Linked DNA regions of Homo sapiens: all the other regions are linked to region 5. A link is a loop called in an ENCODE intact Hi-C map of the cell type or tissue named here. Cell type or tissue: MCF 10A. All regions are shown on one strand.

Region 1 (4,000 bases), 200 kb after region 5:
CTAATAATAAAGGCCATATAGGAGACAGACAAAGAAAAGAAAAGAGAAAGGATTTATTAGTCAGCTACAGTCATAATAATGTACAAAAAAATCCCCACAAAATTGGCTTATAACAATAAGCATATGTTTTTATATTGTGGGTCTTCAAGTAGAGCACTATTTGATCCAGCTCATGCCTGACTGGACAACTCTTGTCTGAGCTGCTGGTTCAAGGACTGGCTGCAAGCTATGGACCTGATTCAGATCTGCTCCACGTATGCTTGTGGTGCATTAGGACCGAAGGTGGTGTAGGACCGAAGGTGGTGTAGTATCCAATTAGGCATTTTCTTCCCATGGCACACCATCAGAGCACAAGAGCCAAGCCATACCATGCAAACGCATGTACATCCTCTGCTTATACCACATCTCCTAACGCTGCATTGGCCAAGGTAAGTTACATGGTTACACACAACAGTGGTTTGGAGAGGTATACTCTGCCCAGAGTGGAAGGTGCCAGGAATGAATATTAGCTGCACAATAACCGAAATTATCACCAAGGAAAAATGAGAGTGGAAAAACATTAAATACTCATCTTAAGTAGGTCCCGAAGCTGGCAATCAATAACAGAAAAGCAATGTCCTACCTCATTCCTTGGAAGAGATAGGAGCATGTTCATCGTTAGCTGCTAATAAAATTCTTTTGATAAAAGGAAGTACCTTTATGCCGTTTCAGGTATTATAAGATTTAAAAAGTGGAAAATCCAGTTATATTTGTTTTATCAATAGGCTTGGGGCCTCTGTGAGTTTCAAGTGGTGGTTTACATTGAGAAATGTATGATTTGATTTTATATTATCAGAAACTGATAGGATTCTATAATTTTAGAAGATGCCCAGCTACCAAAAAAAAAGTCTTATTTCATTTAGTGCGGTTGGGTTCATCTTTCCAAATTGTACAACACCTTCCGAGACTACCATAGGTCCTAACATAGATTTCTTCCCCATTCAAATTTCATTTATTCCTCATCCTCCTGTCAAATGTCATTGGCATTAGTATTTTTATATTTAAATTAGGTATTTATGAATAAGAAAGCACCATATACTCATAGTAAAGTGTTAGAAAATGTGGCATACATAAAGAAAAAATATTAGGTCATGTAATTAGTGATTTGCCACTTGTGTTTTGCTATGTTCATTTCTAGTTTTAGTTATATAGACACATACACAAACACACACACAAGCACACAATTTTTCAAAGCTTCTTGGCCCTCAGTTGGCTATTCAGCCAAAAAAATCATTTATTTCTTAAATTCTGGAATATTTTCAAGCATGTTTTTTCTTTCAATATGACTGCTTGCCCATTGTATCTATTTTCTCCTTCTGGATCTCCTAAAAGATATATATTGGGTCTTTTTGATTTTTTTCCCATGTTTCTCTAATTTCTTGTTCATTATTTCTGTTTGTTGTGCCAAAATGACTCTTTATGGCACTCATTGAAGTTTGTATTTTTGTGGTGTTACTTTAAGATTTCAAGCTGTTTTTTTTTTTTTTTTTTTGATGGAGTCTCGCTCTGTCACCAGGCTGGAACACAGTGGCACAGTCTCAGCTCACTGCAACCTCTGCCTCCCAAGTTCAAACAATTCTCCTACCTCAGCCTCCTGAGTAGCTGTGACTACAGGTGTGTGCCACCATGCCCAGCTAATTTTTGTATTTTTAGTAAATACGGGGTTTCACCATGTTGGCCAGGATGGTCTCTATCTCTTGACTTTGTGATCCACCCGCCTCAGCCTCCAAAAGTGCTGGGATTATAGGTGTGAGCCACCGTGCCAGCTCCCAGCTGGTATTTTTGTATATAGCTGTTGTTGTATTCATGGTTACTATTCTTTCCTTTACATCTTCGGATACTATGACTATTCTTGACTTAAAATCATTTTCACATTTTTCCATTGTTTCCATTCAGATATATATTCTGTACTGTTTTGGACTGTGTACTTTATTATATTAAACTCGCTAAGATATTTTATAATTTTTATTTTATGACACATATAACAGCAAAGTGTTCCCCTCCCAATGTGCTCAATTTTATTTAGGGTGATTTTAGAAGGGCCAAACTTTGCCCTCTGCAGTGCTGGTCTCTAGTCAAATTGTACCACAGAGGCTCCTCCTAGCTCTTACTCTGGGCAGTTACAGCAATATCAGATGTTCCCTGGGATCTGGAATTTCCTGGTACATTCATAGTTCCCAGTGAGTCACACCTCTCTGTATCCTTGCCCTTCTGCATTCCCTTCCAAAACTGACACAGCCCTGGCATTTGCTTTGGCAACAGGATATTAGCAAATGTGACACAAGCAGGCATTTGAAATGTGCTTGTGGATTGGGGCATGTTTTCCCTCTTGCTGCTCTTGAGCCTGACCATCATGACATGAAGCCAGCCCCAGCCTGCTGGAGACATGTAGCCCAGCAGACCAACAGCACCTTTATTAGACACAAAAATGTGGACCCCGGGTCATTCAGGCCCAGCTGGGCATCTGTAGCCAGCTGAGAGGCAACGGTGAGACCAGAGAGATCTCTACCTGAGCCTACTTCCAGCTGTCAGACACTAGGGTGTTGCTTTAAGCCACGAAGTTTGGAGTGGCTTTTAATTTGGTAACAGATAAGTGAAACACAGCTCTAACTTTGATGCCTTTATCACTCTCAGAAGCTGCCCATGGCCCTGTTAGTTCAGCCCTATTCAATGTTGATGTTCCTCTCCTGGATTCTGCTCCATGTAAGTCTTCCATTTTGAGATCTGCAGCCATCACAACAACAGGCATGCACGTGTGCTGTGTGTGTGCCTATGTATATAGGTGTGAGCATGCAGGTGTGAGCATGCAGGTGTGTGTATGCAGGTGTGAGCATGCAGGTGTGGATATTTGCTGTGGAGAAGAGCAGTTGCAGGTAGAGTTCACCTGACATCTTGACCCAGAAATAATTTCACATGTCTAAAACGAAAAAACATTATGCTCCACACAAAGTTTTTAACCCTGGTTTTTATTGTCACTTAGCATAGGTAATACAATTTGCCCCAAAGAATTGAATAGTATTAACATGGAAAGTATAATTTTCAACTTCTAGCTAATTACTTGATATGGATTAACATCTCCTTTTATTTATTATTTCTCTGTTATTGAAAGTCAAGTTTGTCTCCAAGCTTTCCTTATTAAGAACTGCCATCTGTGGGACATCTCTTTACATACACAGAGGTGCATTTGGGAAGCATTTTTTACCTTATTGACGTTAAATACTTGTTCACAGGGGTTTTCTCATGTTCCCTCCCCACCTCTGTACTCTAATGCCCTAATATTACCATAATGCCCAAAGTCACTTAGCCTTGAAAATCCCCAACTACAACTGATTTCAACACTTGATGCTTAGCATTGACTTATTTAGTCATCTTATTAATCGTCATCACTAATTTGTATACAATAAATCTTACCTGTCATATTAGAGTACAAACTTAGTGAGGGCATTGATAACGTCGTTTATACTTTCCATATTCCTTATAGTCCTTGAAGCAGCTGTATACTAACTACCAACTGTTTAACAAATATGTCATGTATCCTCTGCTTTGCACACCACTCTGGGGGGAAGAGTATTTCTCTGACTTTCATCCACTTGTCCTGCAGGTCTCCCTCACATTTTCCTACAAAGTGTTATTTGAATCCTTCAGAGATATTTTATGTTACAGATATGTTATGAGATTACAATGTAAACTACAAGCAACTTCCTCATAAGCCTTGCAATTATAGTCTTACATATTTCCTCATTTTATTCTTCTCAATTTAATGTTTAAAGCCATGCATTAACCCATGGCTTCCAAAGCATGCTCTTTGGGGGAAAATAAAATCTCGGTTTATTTATAGTTACTTACAAACTTTTCTACCATGAGTTAACTACATTTTTTTGGATTATAATAAATTTTACATAAAATATTTCAGAGAATTTAAATAAAAACATACACACTAAGCTTTGAGTAATGTATATAT
Region 2 (4,000 bases), 880 kb before region 5:
AGTCCTCATATTATGGTCTTATAACTGTCAACCTGATGAGCATTTTTTAAAGTGATCTCTGGACAAACATTCTCCTGGCTGTGAGGACAAGCTGCAGTTCGGACCAGCCTCCTGTGGAAGCAAACATGCAGTCACTGGCCTCCAGAGTTTGGCTTAACACAGCTCTTCCTCTTCCTGAAAGTTACAGCAGGAAGCCGTTTTCAACGTTGCTTGTAAAACTGTAACTTCAGCATTACACAAACTTCAGGAATGAAAGCTCACCTGCAGGAACATGAGTGAATATAAACAGGGGTGCCTAGAACCACTGCTCACAGCTAGAAGCCTGCGCGGGAGATGGGGGTGACAGGATAGGAACGGGGCGGCTCAGGCCCCAGCCATGGCACCATCACAGAGTGCGTGCCTCCCTCCTGTTTTCATGCACGTGGCACATGCCGGAGGCAGCCAGGTCACCAAGTGGTCAGAGCTTTCCTCTGCTTTACACCACGTAGGACCCATCTGAGCATTTTCCGGAATAATTATAGGGTGATTTTTCAGGGAACGTGGGCAGTGTTTCTATTTTCAACTTTAAGTTTCATGGAGGAAATTTTTAGAGTAAATGGTGTTATGTATATGGCTATATTTCAGCTAAAATCTGTATTCAGTTGGTTTAAGATTTGAAGGAAAGAATAAGGAGATTATAGATTGGAGACTGGCTTCTCAGGAAGTTTCTACAGAATCTAATCTTATCTCATTGCTTGTATTTGTACTTCTCTATTCAGAAACAACTAACAATATAGAGTTTTTCATCTTTTCGGAACCATTAGAGTTTGTTCTTTTTTTTTTTTTTTTTTTTTTTTTTTTTTTTTTGTGAGACGGAGTCTCGCTCCGTTGCCCAGGCTGGAATGCAGTGGCCTGATCTCAGCTCACTGCAAGCTCCACCTCCCGTGTTTATGCCATTCTCCTGCCTCAGCCTTCCGAGTAGCTGGGACTACAGGCGCCCACCACCATGCTTAGCTAATTTTTTGTATTTTTAGTAAAGACGGGGTTTCACCGTGTTAGCCAGGATGGTCTCGATCTCCTGACGTCATGATCTGCCTGCCTCGGCCTCCCAAAGTGCTGGAGGCCGTGAGCCACCAGCTACAGGCGTGAGCCACCGTGCCTGACCTCGACTTTGTTCTTAAAAATGTAAAAATATCTATTTTTTTGCAGTTTTCCCTTTTGGCAATAAAAGTATCATTATATATTAGGTCTTTAATATATATAATGCCATTAATAGATATAGACTTTATTAATGAATGTTAGAATATATAATGTGTGTGTATATTATATATTCTAACATTCAGTGTATATATATATATATACACACACACACATTATATATTCTAACATTCAGTGTATGTATATAAATATACACACACATTGTATACTCTAACAGTCATTAATAAAGTCTATATAGAATGAAAATTATGACATTTAGGTTCTTACTGACTGAAGCCATTTTAAATATTAGATGTTAGTGTAACTTTTTTGATTGTTCACAGACTATTCAATGTCTGAAGTTGTTTTACTATCTTCAAGGGCAAAATAAAATTCTTTGTACACTTGCTTGAGTTTTCTTTGTTTACCTTGAGGATGAGCTGGTGAAGACTTAAAGGCAAATTGAATGCATCTGGTTTCAGATCCAATGAGTGCAGCTCACAGAGGGTTTTCTTAAAAAGGCATTTGTATCTTTTGTAGAAGCACATTGGAGATCTTTCACAAGCCCTTGAAGAAGTCAGGAATAAAAAGTTGCAACTTCCCCGGGAGAGAGCAACTCTGACCCTAAAAGTTAACGTTACATCCCAAACGTGGAAAACAGGAAATTTCAGATGGGTTTTGGCAAAACACATAGTGCCACTCCTTCTCTTGGTGTGCTAAGTTTTCCCAAGTCTGTGTACTCCTTATAGCGCAGGAATTCTCCAAAGGCCAACATTTCAGTTCCAGAAAGAGAAATAGAATCAACGGCAACAACAACAAAACAACTTTACCAAGAGCAAGCAAATTGCCTCGTCTTGGTGACTCCTCTGCAAAACTGCAAATTCCACCCCCGTGCGGCGGGGCAGGACATCTCCCAGACAGCTGGGGACACCCTTTCCAGCGGGAGCGGGAGGCGCTGTTGTTCAGGAAAGGAAGTTGTGTGTTTGTGAATGAGCGCACTTTGTGGTTCATGTGTTTGGGCAGGACAAACTACACCACAGGGTTGGGCGGGGCTGTGTGTGCTGGGCACGTACGCTTCTTTGTTTTGTCAGCTTCCCGAGAGATCAGGGAGAGCATAGATATATCCCTTTTTCAGTTCAGAGGAAAACACCTAACAACAACCTCAACAAACACAACAACAACAGCAAAAGGACGAAGCGTGAGCCAGAAATTCCATCTGCGTGAGTATGCTGGGAAAAGCCTGGCGAGGAATCCTGGTTGGTGAAAAACAGATTCGGTGCTTATTGTTCTGCTCTGTAAGTCACCAAAGAAATGTGGGCGTGTGCTGCTGGAAAGAAAATAGACTTCCACAAAAAGTATGAATCACTTTTGTTAATTGTCAAAGAAAATATATATTAAGTGATTACTTAGCTTCTGGAATTAAAACAAAATGAAAACAAACAAGCATCCTCTGTCTCTCAATACTTTTAAAACTGAAGATGGCAAAATAAGGCAAACCAAAGCCACCAGTGCATCTTGGCATGGTCAGCAGAGGAGGGCAAGTTTTCTAAAACCTTAAAAAGTATCTTGGTGTCATGAGCCTTAGAGTTATTTGAAATGCAGTTATGTGAAACCCCCCTCTATCTTTCATGAAGCCTCAGAAAGGAGTCCAGGGAGCCGGGGTTTGTGGAAGTTAGAATTTATCTGATGATCCAGAGCTGCTTCTCCCCCACGATAGGTCACCGTGAATCGGAGTATTTTGTGGTTGGCCTTTTCAAACAGGCAAGCATTTGGTGGTTTGTCTTTTGTTTAATTTGTTACCAGATCACACAAGATATTTTTCAACAGAATTTCAGAAAGCATCTTGGGAAATCCACAAAAATGGGCTGAGTCATCTAACCAGAAACAGTCCACACCACATCTGACTCTGAATGCCTGGCTTTTCTTTCTTTGGGGAGAAAGTTCTCAGCATCAGTTGGATGAAAGGGCAGGGAAGTCGAGATTGATTTGGGGTTTACAGGGACATAAAGAGAAATTACCAGCCCCAGACTCTGAAAATTTTTAAGGTATCAGAAAAGTGCTTGTGATAGAACCTGATGATTGCTTTTGGTGCCTGGGATGGTTATTAAGGGTCAAAATAATGTGGAGATGCCATCATGGAAAAGTGACTGTGATATGAATCTGTTGCTAAAAATGATGATTTCAAGGAGCAGAATGACATTCCATCCACCTATGACACGCACTTCACATTTGGTTAAGGGTTAGGCCAAGAGCTTTTTTTCTTTCTTTCTTTCTTTCTTTCTTTCTTTCTTTCTTTCTTTCTTTCTTTCTTTCTTTCTCTCTCTCTCTCTCTTTCTTTCTTTCTTTCTTTCTCCCTCTCTCTCTCTCTCTCTCCTCTTTCTTTCTTTCTTTCTTTCTTTTTGTACAGCTCTTGCAGCTCTAAACCCACAAAGCAGGTTAGGTTTCCTCTGGCCTGTGACCTAATCTTTAGTATTAGAGGAGGCACTGATTTGTTTGCTCTGATGTAAGCCCAAAGGGAATTTGGCTTCTTGATTTATAACAGGATTGGGTTTCAGGCCTCTAACAGTTAAAACCGGTCTTCAGCAGAGACTCAAGCAGGGGGAATGAAAGTTACACAGTGCGTGGATTAGTCCTTTGGTGTTTTTGACACAGTTTCTTTTCATAGGAGAATCTTATTTCAAATAGGGAGGCGTTTCCCCGTTTTAGAAAATGCTTGTGAAATGCATGACTCATTACGCCCTTGCAAAGAGCCAAAAAAAGTTCTGCAGAGTCTAGGACAGGACTAAACCGCAGCTAAGTCTAATATTTCAGTCTTGCTGAAACA
Region 3 (4,000 bases), 490 kb before region 5:
GCTTTTCAGAGTGATCTCAAGCCTATGTCCTTATCGGAAACATATTTGTCTGGTCATGACTGACTGTTGGAATCTGTCTGGAAGCACACATGGGAAACACCTGGTATACCTGGTACCTGGTGTACCTTGTATTACCCTCAGGGCTACATGGATTGTGTTGAAAGCTGTCTTTTAACATGATGCCCATCTTTGGTTGTGATGACTTATTTTTTAGAAATTAGTCGGGTTAAAGTGAGCCACACTTCTCCATGGACATTCAGCATATAGGATGTCACAGCAAGGAACACAACTGCAAGTTAGGAGCTGGCATTGAGTCAGGGCACGGAGCAGAGGCTGTATCTCGAGGAAAAACAGTCGGCGTGAAGTTGTGTGAAGGGGGCATAAAAGTGACTCAGAACTCCGTCTGATCGTGGAGGACTGAGAGGGCAAAAGTTCTTGCTTGGCGGGGCGTGGTGGCTGATGCCTGTAATACCAGCACTTTGGGAGGCCAGGGTGGGTGGATCACTTGAGCTCAGAAGTTCCAGATCAGCCCTGGAAAGTTGGTGAGACCCCATCTCTACAAAAATTAGCTGGGCGTGGTGGCATGTGCCTGTAGCCCCAGCTCCTAGGGAGGCTGAGGTGGGAGTATTGCCAGAGCCCAGAAGGTCACGGCTGCAGTAAGCCAAGATGGTGCCGCTGTACTCCAGTCCGGGTGACAGAGTGAGATCCTGTCTCCAAAAAAAAAAGATTAGAAAGTTATTGCTCAAGTGATATTTCCATGAAAGTACAACTTAGTGACAAATTACCCATTATTTGAACGCTACAACTTTCACAGAACAAGTTGGACAATGTGTATAGAAGCAAGTTTCTTAACAAACAAGCTATATTACTTAGGAGTAAGGAAGGGGAATGTGGCATCTCATTTCAGACTCTTAACTTCCTCTTTTGAGTCTGACACATCTTCTATATTTTCTTAAGGCCTCCCAGAAGCAAACAGGCAAGGCTGGAAAAAGGAAGTTAAATAGTGATTTGCTCAATTTGAAAGAAACATAACTTTTTCACATGATACCAAACGTTTCCCAAATGAAACACTCCCTACCCTGCCCCAGCATGCAACTTTCCAACTAAATCTGGCCCAAGTAAGTCGTCTCATCAGCTGGATTAAATATACTTTCTTCATCTTTGGCTGGGTCTTACCAAAATGAGTGATTCAACTTCTTAGGAGAGATTGCTGCAAGGGTTACACCAACAGATAAATATGGGAATTTCTTTCACACTTGCTCGTTTCAGACCAATAGCAGAGCTAGGTAAACAGTGATCTCATCTTCAGTCACACAGTTTTGCTGACATTACAAAGAAAGGTGTCAACACAGATTTAAGGTGGCTGTCAACTTACTGAGTCCATCATTTTGGCTTTTGAGTTTTTCACCATAGAGAGCTAACTGAGAAAAACGAAAAACTTTTTTTTCTACTTTTTTTTTAAACTAGAAAAGCAATGGCTGCTCCTTAAATATATGTAAAGAATAGAAAGAAGAGAGAAAGGTACTAATGTATCCCACCACCTATATGGAAACAGTATTCATATTTCTCCTTGATTCTGAAACATTTATGATCTTTGCAGGGAAATTTTTGGTATGTTTCAGGTAACTGTAGATGAGAGCTCTTTCTTTTCAATCAGTTCTGAGAACTTGATATCTTAAGTGGTTCTTTAAGTCCAAAATATTTCAGTTGAGTTAAACTTTAACCAACCTAGGTGATTAGTGTATATGCTCTAAAACCTTGCGGAACACTTTGTATCAACAAATAACACAAACCCTGAATTCCTGGAGCATGTATTATGTTTATATTCAAACATAACCCTGAAATGTGTTCTTACTCTAAGTATCTCAGACACATTCTTCTTATTTGAAAGCTTCGTGTATTACTCAACAACCTCTAACATATCTCAGCGATGTTAAAGACACATAGAGAAGAAATGACATCATGAAGCTGATTCTGTTCTTTCAGCTTTGTGTTTAGCTAATGCTGAACAGAGCGGTGAGTCATGCAGTCCTGTGACCAGCCAGGCGCTTTTCCAATCAGAGTCTGTTAAGATCTTTGACAACAGTACCTGTAGTTGTTTGAAGAGGAGGTTTCAGTAGTGACCTGTACCCTTGGTAATAACAGGCTTTATAGGTAACAAAATGTGTTCTCTGCCTACTGAATAACAAAACACCAATCATGAGATAACGCTTAGTAAAGCTGACTCATTTCCTCCTTTACAGATGAAAGGAGTTGTCCAAGAAATGACTATCTCAGAGGGAAATTTTCCTTCAGGTCATTACGTGAGTCTCTTTAAAGCATGGCGGACTGTAGCATTAGGTTTTCAGTTATTAGGTATATTAAAAAGTAAATTTTATTATGAAATAATATCATACATTTAAAGCCCGGTCCGGTTTTATCTTGAAATATGTGATAACTCCTGGTTTCAGATGCGATTCAGAAGAAATAGGTTGACTTGTATCATCAGGTGTCCAGAAGATTAAAATTTCTGTTTTATTAAAATGTGGAATTCACGTTTGTTTTCAGCCAAGCAAGGTTTGGTGATTCTGCAGCTGTCACCCTCAGCATCTCTGTAGGACAGCCTCTTGCCCCTCTTCACCCAGGTCTGCAGGAGGGTGGCAGCGTGGCTTGGGAAGGCTGGGTGGCGGGAGCTCAGAGGGGGTGCAGTGTTCCCACCACACAGCGGCGGCTCAACTGCCCAGGCTGTGGGGTTTCCAGCTGTGTCGTGTTGACTTGAACCGACTCAGCAGGCGGTGCCCTCCTGGAGCACCTGAAGCCTCCAGAGAAATATGATGGAAAACCAAGAGGCCTCCACCTCCCTGACTTGCTGCGACCTCCTGGGCTTTGCAGCCAGGCTGCTTTCGTGGATGCAGTCCTCGAAGCTAGTTTGGAAGACATTTATTTTTAAATATACAGGAAGCCAAATACGTTGAGAGAAAAGCCGCCTAATGCATTCCTCTGTTCATCTCCAAAGTCATAGCTGGTTTTCTAGACCCGATTTTCATCAGACTTTCCAAAGACAGAAAGAGTCTCCTCTACATAGGGCTTCCTTCTTTGCCTTCATCTGTAATGCGAGCCTTGCCCTAGGTTGCCTCTCTCTCTCCTTGCTCCGCCTGCTTCGGAATTCTCCTGTCATTTCAACAGTGGTACCAAGCTTTTTGTTGTTAGGAAATCACAAATTCTGAAACACACTCAACTGAGCAGATTTAAAAATAACCTAGGCTTCTCTACTATTTGGGTAAGGCCACTTGCTTGTTTGGGGTTGCTAATGGGAATAAGAGACTATGTGTGATTACCTCTAGAGCCTGCTTGTTTGCTCTGAGGAAAGTTTTATTGAAGAGCCACAGGCTGCGTTCCAGAACACTGGCCAAACACTTTGCACATGTGTGCTGTTGGGTCCTAGCACCGTCCACTCCACTCCTGGGAAAGGAATATGCCCTGGGGACGGAGATCTCCTTGCAGAATGCCTGTGTGGGCTGCATCTAATAAGGTTTTTTAGGAGTGGTTATGGCCCCCTGTTGGGTTCCTAATAAAAGCCCGTTATCATTTTTAGCTTCTGGAAATCCACAGGTCCCTAATTTTGTAAAAGGTGCTTTCCATGCCTTGCAGTCTGTTCTCCCAGGGAAATTTAATCTGAATACTATGTTGCAGGGTGGTGGTTGGGAGGTAATTGCTAATACATTGTGGGCCCAGAATAGACTGGTCACATTGTATTTCTCCCTTTTCACCCTAACAAATCAGAAACCGGATGATACTGTTTGTATTCGGAGTCTGAGAGTCTCAGCCTCGCCTTATCCTTCACCAGCCCGGACAGCAGCTAGGACTGAAGGTGCACGTGCCCATGTTTTCCTCCCAGCCACCCGGTTCCCCGCTCTGTCCCTCACTGATCTGTGCATAAACTGGGCAGGTCTACTTAGATCTGCTTTATACAGCAGGCTTTTATATAAGCGTTCATTTGAAAACCAAGAGATGTATAAAG
Region 4 (4,000 bases), 1.1 Mb before region 5:
TCTGAACGACTGCCTTCTAGAATGTCTAGTTTGCCAAACATCAATTTGTTAAAATTACAGGTTTATTGTTTCTTTGAAACCAACTTACCCCACATCAGGCCACAAACTGAATATGTAATTCCAGGGTACTGAGCCTGGCTGGTGTTGACGCTGCTTCACTTTCTTGTTTTCTTTTTTCTTTTCTTTTTCTTTTTCTTTTTTTTTTTTTTGAGATGGAGTCTCACTCTGTCACCCAGGCTGGAGTGCAGTGGCACGATCTCAGCTCACTGCAGCCTCTGCCTCCCAGGGTTCAAGCAATTCTCATGCCTCAGCCTCCCAAGTAGCTGGGACTACAGGCGCCCGCCACCACATTCGGCCAAGTTTTGTATTTTTAGCAGAGATGGGGTTTCACCATGTTGGCCAGGGTGGTCTTGAACTCCTGACCTCAGGTGATCCGCCCATCTCGGTCTCCCAAAGTGCTGGGATTACTGGTGTGAACCACTGCGCCCGGCCAACATTTCACTTTCTAAAGCCACATTTTTAAGGTACGCAGCCCACGCTTCATGCCGGGCCTGGGAGGGGGTTCCTGGTTGTAAACCTGTCTCTGACCTCCCAGCTGGCTCAGAGATGTCCCCAACCCAGAGTCCAGAGGACAGCCCACTTTGGGGAGGAAGCTCGCTTGGGGTCCTGGGTGTAAAGCCAGCCAAAGCAACACCACATTTCTGGCCTTGGCTGGAAAAGGGCAGCTGAGAGCATCACCCCTGTCTGCCGGCCACGGTCTTCTCTCTCCTCTCAGAAACGGGTCTTGGATCTCTTCAGATCGTGTGTCCATCAGGCTAGACTGGGAACCAGTTTTCAGTTGTAGCCTTTCTAAAGAGGCGTCACTATTGTTTCTGTTTCTATTTCAGCTTTCTATCACGTTCCCTCAGTCCAGGGAGACCTGGGCATGGAATTCCCATCTCAGCTCGGCCTCTGCCGTGGTCTGCAACTTGCTGGCGGTCTCCCAAGAGTCATCCCAGCAAACGTGGGGGCTCTTTTGTCCTGTTATGTGAATGGCCACCACGGGGAACATTCCCGCCCACTGGGGCCTGTGGGGGCTGTGTTCACCCCGGGGTGGGGAGGGGGGTCTGGCCCTGCAGGTGGGTCCTCAGGCCCCAGGCAGGGGTGTCCTTGGATGAGCTGTCCTGCTGGGGGGCCATGCAGAGCTGCCGAGGAGAAGGAACAGGCAATGAGGCCGAGGCCAGGGGCGTCCCCTCGCTTCCTTCCAAGGCTTCCTTCCGGGACCTCTCATCTTGGAGGCTGCTTTTTCTTTTGGTTCATTTCATCTGGATTTTACCAAGGAGAAAAATGCACTGGGGGAAGCAAGGAGTTACAGGCCGAGGGCTGAGTGGTTTGCTTTAGTCCTGCACACCCCAGACACCCCGGCCGCTTTCCCAGCAGTCCAGGAATTAATTCCAGGAATGCTCTGCGTCCCAGCCTCCTGCAGCGGGACTCTCTGTCCGCTGCTTCCAGCCGAAGGCCACCGGAGGGCAGCAGAGGCCTGGCTGAACCGGGCCGGGCGCTGCCGAGACTCTGGGAACGTCTCCCACTCAGTCTCCCTCGTTCTACAGCTGGTAGCAGGCAGGTGCTGCTGGTTCCTTCCATCAGGAGGGAGTGACCGCTGACCATTGCGTTACCACATGGAGCAGCGAAAGGAGACGTCCCCATCAGGTCTTCCAGCAACGGCAGCTCAGAATTTTCACTGGGATCTCTCAAAAATGCATTCATTTAAGGGATAGCTGTCTGTTTGTGGATTTCTTAGGGTTGAGTCATTACACGAGGCTTATCAGGGACAGGGATCAGTGCTTCGGTGTCACTGGTGAAAAGAAGCTCATAAAACAACTTTCGGGATTAGCTCATTCGCCAGTGATTGCGACTGTGGCAAACCACACTGCCCCCAGCACGGCGGGTGTCAATTATGTGACACAGACTCTAAAACGAGGTGATGTTAAAGAGGCTTCATAAAATTGTCTTGTATACAACTCCCAGAATATTACTTAGGAATATAGTTCCACTGAGTGCAAATGCAGTCAATATTTATTTGAAAATGTGAAAATCTAGCCAATTGGATATATGCAGGTGATTGAGATAATTCAAACTTTAATGTCTTTTTGAATATTGCATTCTCTTGTTTATTCTTTGGCATTTAAACCAGTCTGAAGCTCAGCTGATTCTCATGATTTAGGATTGGAATGCCCAGTGTTTCAGGTGAATCGTGTTTAGGGCTAATTTGGGCTCTGAGAAGGGCCCATTCGTTACTTAAGAAGTGCTTGGTTGTCTTAGCCAGCTCGGGCCGTGACAAAATACCGAAGACTGAGTGACTTCAGCAGCAAACAGGGATTCCTCACAGTTCTGGAGACTGAAGTCTAAGGTCAAGGCACCGGCAGATTCACTTGCTGATGAGGGCCTTTTCCTGGTTGAGAGAGGGCACCTTCTCACTGTATCCTCACATGGGGGTGGGGGAGAGAGAGAGAGGAGAGACAGAGAGAGGAGAGGGAGAGAGAGAGAGCTCTGCCCCCTTCCTCTTCTTTTTACAGCGCTGGTCCCATCGTGGGGCCCCAAGTCATAGCTTCATCCAACCCTCATTGTCTCCCCAAGTTCCTGCCTCTAAATACTGCCATATGAGGGGCTTGGGCTTTGACATGAATTTTTGGGGTGAACACAAGCATTCAATGCATGCCCAAGGGGACACTGGTGGTCATGTGATGGCCGAATTGTGTCTCCCAGGAAATCCTACATGGAAGCCCCAACCCCTGGGACCTCAGATTATGACTGTATTTGGAGATAGGGTCTTTAAAGAGGTAATTAATGTAAAATGAGGCCATCAGGGTAGTCTCTAAACCACAGGGTTGATGTCCTGATAAGAGGAGGAGATTCGGATGCAGGTGCACACAGAGGGACGACCCTGTGAGGACACAGGGAGAAGACGCCGTCTGCAAGCCATGGAGAGGACTCAGGATGAACTGGCCCTGCCCACACCATCATCTCAGACTTGCAGCCTCTAGGACTGTGAGAAATACCTTGCTGGGAGTTAAACCCCCAGTCTGTGGTGCTTTGTGGCGACAGCCCTCGTGCACAGAGACACCAGGCTGGGGAAGCGTGGCTCAGCCTTGAAGAAGCAGCAGAGAGATCACACAGATGGAGACAGATGTGGGGAAGGGATCCAGCCACTGGCCTCAGCTTTTCTGCACCCCCTTAGCTCCTGCTGACCTGGAGGTCTCTCCCAGCCTGGGTTTAGTTTTAGTAGAAATCGGGGCAGCTTTCTCACACATTCAGGCAGAACAAACACAGAACAGACGGTCACGTGCACGGATGTCATGGGGCAAACTGAAGCACAAACACACACGGGCCTCACCTGCCCAGCGCAGCCCCAGGGTCCCCAGTCTGGTTAGGGTCCCTGGCTGGTTAGGGTCCCTAGCTGCTTAGGGTCTCCTCCACTGTCAGGGCAGGTGAGGCCCATTTGTGTGTCTGGGCCGGGACCAGAGTGAGAATTCAGGTTGTGGTGTCAGCAGGCGAACAGGGAGGTGAGGAGGGCAGCTTGCAGGGACCAGCAGGTAAGGCAGAAGAGGAACTTCAGACACAGAGAAGTAAATGAGGAAGCAAATCGCAGCACACAGAGGCATCTGCGGGGCTCGTTTCTGGAAGGCTGAGGATGGAGGAGTATGTGTGTGGTCTCAACCATGCGTCAGGAAACCCACTGAGTCAAAGCTGCTCGCCCTGGCTCAGGTGCTGCTGGCTGCTCCTGGCTGCCTTACAGCCTTCTAAGAGCCCGCTGGAAACTCTCCAGACCTGGCGGCAAGCAGGTCCCTAGGTGTCAGGACTCATGGCTGCAGGCTTATTCCCTAGGCTCAAGGCCACCATCCTGCGAATGAGGCAAACGATTGGAGCCCTGTCCCATCTGATCATAACTGATGCTTGCAAGTCTTATAAAACAAGTAAAAACTGAGCACTTACTGTGTGCCGGGTGGTCTGTTTGGGGTTG
Region 5 (4,000 bases):
CACATGGCTATAGATTAAATGTCATCTGCCTCTGCAAAAAGTGGAGAGTTGGGCCATTTTGTTAGAATAGGCCTAAATATTCTTATGGGACAAAAAGAAAAATAGAAAATAGAATGAGCCTGCTAGTTTACCTCACTCTGTGCACAGTAATTCCGGTGCTGCTTCAGATTGCATTTTAATAATGAGTTACCGCAATGCGATTCCACCCCGTACCCACTAGGGTGGCTATAGTAACTATTTTTTTTTTAATGAACATAACAAGTATTGCTGGAAATGAGGAAAAACTGGAACCCTCACACATTGCTGGTGGGAAAGGACTATGGTGAAACCACTGTATCCACTGTGAAAAAACGGTTGTTGGTTTCTCAGAAAGCTAAAGGTAGAATTACCCTATGACGAAGCAATTCCACCCCAAGGTATATACCCCCCAAAACTGAAAACAGGTGTTCAAACAAAAGCTTGTGTATGAATAATCATAGCGACATTATTCATAATAGCCAAAAGGTAGAAATAAACCAAATACCCATCCACGATTGAATGGATAAACCCAACATGGTCCACCCATACAATGGAATATGATTTAGGCATAAAAAGGAGAAAAACACTAACATGCGCTCCCACATGGATGAACTTGGAAAACGTCATGCTAAGTAAACAAAGCCACACACCATCTGACTCCATTTAGATAAAATCGCGGGAATAGGCAAATCCACACAGACAGAAAGCAAATTGAGAGTTGCTAGAGTCTGCAGAGAGGAGAGAATGGGGAGTGACAGCTTAATGTGTGTGGGGTTTCCTTCCGGAGGGATGAAAACATTCAGGAACCAGAGAGTGATGACATTGGTGCGGCACTGTGCTTGTACTACATGGCTCTGAGTTGTTCAAATTAAATGGTTAAGATGGTAAATTTTTGTATGAATTTTAATAAAGTATTAGTTGGTTGCTTTTTAAAATTGCTTGACCATTTATGTCTTTATAAAGTAAGGAATATGTTTCTTTTAATAGGGCTCAAAAACTAAAGATTCTGAAACAGTCTCTAGATAACCTTGTAACTGCTGCTTAGACTACGAGGTAGTAATCTGACAAATTTCTAAATTACATATGACTTTTAAATTGTTTTTAAAAAATTATTGTATAGTTGGTAAGCTCCTATTTGGAAACAAGGGAATAATGAATTCTTAAAAGAGCAAGATTCTAGAGATTTTCTGTGAGAATCAGAGGATAAAACACTTTTATTAGAGTCAATGAAGCCATGTGCCCCTAAATATTTTATTTTCAAATTTAAAGTGTATGATTGATTGTCCAAGCTGATAATCAGCACCAACCCTCTCTTGTTTTCCTCGTGTATAATTTATATCCTATTATTTTGAAGAAAGACCCAAGGCAACTGTGCTATCCACATGTGTACATTGAGCCGCAGTCTTCCAGCTGTGCAGTTTCCGGAGCATTAAAAGAGTTATTCTCTCTTAAAACACAGGCTCACATGCCTGAAGTCCCACTCTTAGAAAATGATTTGATTTCTCCTTTCATCCAGGATCCTCTGATAAAGTGCCACTAATGACTCCTGGAGACAGCAGAGCAATGGGGCCCAGGCCAACTGCGTCTTCAGAGTCTGCACTTGTGACAGAAGGGGGCATCTATGTGGAAACCTCAGCATCTTCTCAGTGCATCTATTCCACAGCTGATCTGGGCCAGCTTGAGATTCCCTCTCTCACAGCACCCTCCACCCACCTCACGGAGGAGGCAAAACTATCTCTCAACTTTCAGTGTGAGAGTCTGAAAATGGGGAAGCTTTAAGAAAGACAGGTTTTTTTTTTGTCTGTTTGTTTGTCTGTTTTGTTTTTTCCTTAAAGCCCAAGGCTACCATGTTTATTTCTGGCTTTGGGTTTCTTTCTTGAAAAAAACCCTTTGATAGAAAGCACACCTTGAGTGACCTGCGCACCTCTCCTTTGACACAGATCCATTTTGTTTGGGGAAGTTGCATGGGAGGCAGAGTTGAAGCTGCTGCAGAGGTTTGTATTTCAACAGATCATTCCAGCTATCCACGCTCAGCGCCAGGGAATATGGAGACTATAACATAGTATGTGGCTGACGCAAGTTGCCTACATAACTCAGACGAGAGCTCCACACCCTGGGGCTGTGCCTCGCCACTTCTGTGGAAAACATTCTTCAGAGCTCTTTGGAACAGGATGACTCACATCAGGGGGTATTTTTAGGAATCTGTGAACTTGCATTTAGCTTAGAGATGCAAGATCCATCCAGAGGAGCTCTGAGCCATTACACACGGGCTGTTTTGAATGTTGTAATTCAACCACGGTTTCTTGGTCTACGATTGAATCATCCTCCAGTTAAGCATCAGAAGAAAACAGAAAAAGACTGTTGCTACAGCAGGGCATTTGATAACATGCTAAGGAAATCAGTGCCGGCAGCGGCCCCATGTATATTTTTACAGAAGAGCACCTGCTTGTTCCCAGCTCATCTTGCAATACTTGCTTAAATTTTGCAAATTCACTCCTAGAAATTTGTTGGATTGCATTAAAATATCAACACTGAAATTAGAGGCAGGTGTAGTCAAATGCATTAAAATGCCACTCTAAGCAAGGTCAGCTATACATAGTGCTCATTTATTTGCAGCTTACCTTTCAAACCACTGGAGAGAGGGGCAAATTGGAACAGCAGGTGCGGCCTGTGGAAGCTTTAAGCAGCATGAGACAGTTTCCCCCTGGAAGGTTGGGACCTCCCAGATACGTGTGTGTATATTTGTGTGTGTTATGTATGCATGTGTGTTGTATGTGTTTAAGTGTGTGTGGTTTTTTAATTTTTGTTTGTATGTATGTGCATTTGTTGTGTGTGTGTGTTTGTATGTGTGTAGTTTAGTTACTAAATAATCAGTTCCAGGTAAGAACAAATCAGTCCATCCATCAACCAATGAACAGATGAGTTGTAGGCAGACCTTTCAATGCTGAGAAATAGAATCTTTGTTTCAGTGTCAGGATAAGGAAATTCTGCTGTCAAATGTCCAGAGAATAAGGGTTAGCATTATTTGGGCTTGGAGGCAAGAATTTCTCATCTTCCAGTAATGATCAAAACCTGAACAAATCTAATAATATGTAAATGTCCAAAAAAAGAAAGAAAGGAAGAAGGAAGGGAGGAAGGAAGAAAGAAAGGAAGGAAGGAAGGAAGGCAGTGAGGGAGGGAGGGGCAAAAATGGTGAAGTTTATGAATTAAAGGAAAAAGGAAAGATTTTAGTCAACTTAAATATCGTATTTCTTTCACAGCTGAAGTTTTCTTCGTACATGTTTACGTTTTTTTTTTTCTTCCCTGCCTGATATTTTGATTATTTTTGCTGCTGGTTTGCCAGTATGTAAAATTTTCTCACTGACTGTCCCTTGCCAGAACATGGAAGTCTGTGTTGATTGTTACACTACCTGGGTTGACCAGGGTTTAACGTAAATTCATGAACTTAACAGTGGATTCTTCTCCAAGTGGAGCTGTGATGACTAAGAGCACTCCCAGTTGACTTCCATTTCACAAACTTTCCCCCTTTCACTTCAGTATTATTAAAACAGATGGTGCCTTTCCAGTCCAGCAGGGAACTACAAAAACCAATTTTAGAGAGTAAATTGGAAAGTTGATGTTTCCTTTTAAACAAACAAAGGAGAGCTGAACTACCTCAGCCAAGAAAGAAAACCAGATCTCAAATGTTAACCTAAATTCAAACTACTATAAAGCAGTCTTTTGCTGAAAAACAAAGCACAGAACATTACATGGGACCCTTCAGTGAAAACTTTGATCATAGTTTTCATGTTTCTGTCAGGGTGAAAAGAAGAAATAGCAGTCTCTTTTGACAGTATTTTTGGTCTGGCCAAAAATAAGGACGTATCAGATAATCCATGCAAAATGTTGTTTTGATGTAATTTCCAGTCATCTTTCCAGACTCAAAAATATTTGGCTAAGAAGCAGCTGGAGGCTAGAGCCAGAGTTGAGTCTCACATGGTCA

What was found. A loop is a pair of places that touch in the nucleus more often than their neighbours do. Peaks named below come from ENCODE experiments on the same cell type or tissue, not always from the same donor. Only the 100,000 strongest peaks of a DNase experiment are listed, where the experiment ranks them.
Region 1: it touches region 5 in a loop (14-fold over the local background); 3 of 110 quality-filtered maps call a loop at or near these places.
Region 2: it touches region 5 in a loop (9-fold over the local background); 3 of 110 quality-filtered maps call a loop at or near these places.
Region 3: a loop joins it to region 5, with 14 times the contacts of the local background. A loop is called at or near these places in 2 of 110 quality-filtered maps.
Region 4: a loop joins it to region 5, with 4 times the contacts of the local background. A loop is called at or near these places in 3 of 110 quality-filtered maps.

What each region holds. Positions count from the first base shown.
Region 1 is chr10:4,539,224-4,543,223 of GRCh38, forward strand. No RefSeq gene overlaps it. Among named protein-coding and RNA genes, the nearest start is that of LINC00705, 110 kb to the right of the region's middle. In MCF 10A, no CTCF peak of the experiment used is centred here; a DNase peak (open chromatin) is centred at 2,258.
Region 2 is chr10:3,465,396-3,469,395 of GRCh38, forward strand. The region is part of intron 3 of LINC02669 (long intergenic non-protein coding RNA 2669); the gene reads right to left. The region is part of intron 1 of LOC105376360 (a long non-coding RNA gene); the gene reads left to right. The region is part of intron 1 of LOC124902538 (a long non-coding RNA gene); the gene reads left to right. Among named protein-coding and RNA genes, the nearest start is that of LINC02669, 35 kb to the right of the region's middle. RefSeq lists an enhancer at 1,913-3,112. In MCF 10A, a CTCF peak has its summit at 2,058; DNase peaks (open chromatin) are centred at 2,256, 2,996 and 3,886.
Region 3 is chr10:3,850,474-3,854,473 of GRCh38, forward strand. No RefSeq gene overlaps it. Among named protein-coding and RNA genes, the nearest start is that of LINC02639, 19 kb to the left of the region's middle. RefSeq lists enhancers at 694-1,050, 1,759-2,958. In MCF 10A, no CTCF peak of the experiment used is centred here; DNase peaks (open chromatin) are centred at 1,228 and 2,008.
Region 4 is chr10:3,196,032-3,200,031 of GRCh38, forward strand. No RefSeq gene overlaps it. Among named protein-coding and RNA genes, the nearest start is that of PITRM1, 25 kb to the left of the region's middle. In MCF 10A, a CTCF peak has its summit at 1,505 (motif pointing right); a DNase peak (open chromatin) is centred at 1,540.
Region 5 is chr10:4,342,518-4,346,517 of GRCh38, forward strand. No RefSeq gene overlaps it. Among named protein-coding and RNA genes, the nearest start is that of LINC00703, 40 kb to the right of the region's middle. RefSeq lists an enhancer at 1,562-2,761. In MCF 10A, no CTCF peak of the experiment used is centred here; a DNase peak (open chromatin) is centred at 2,234.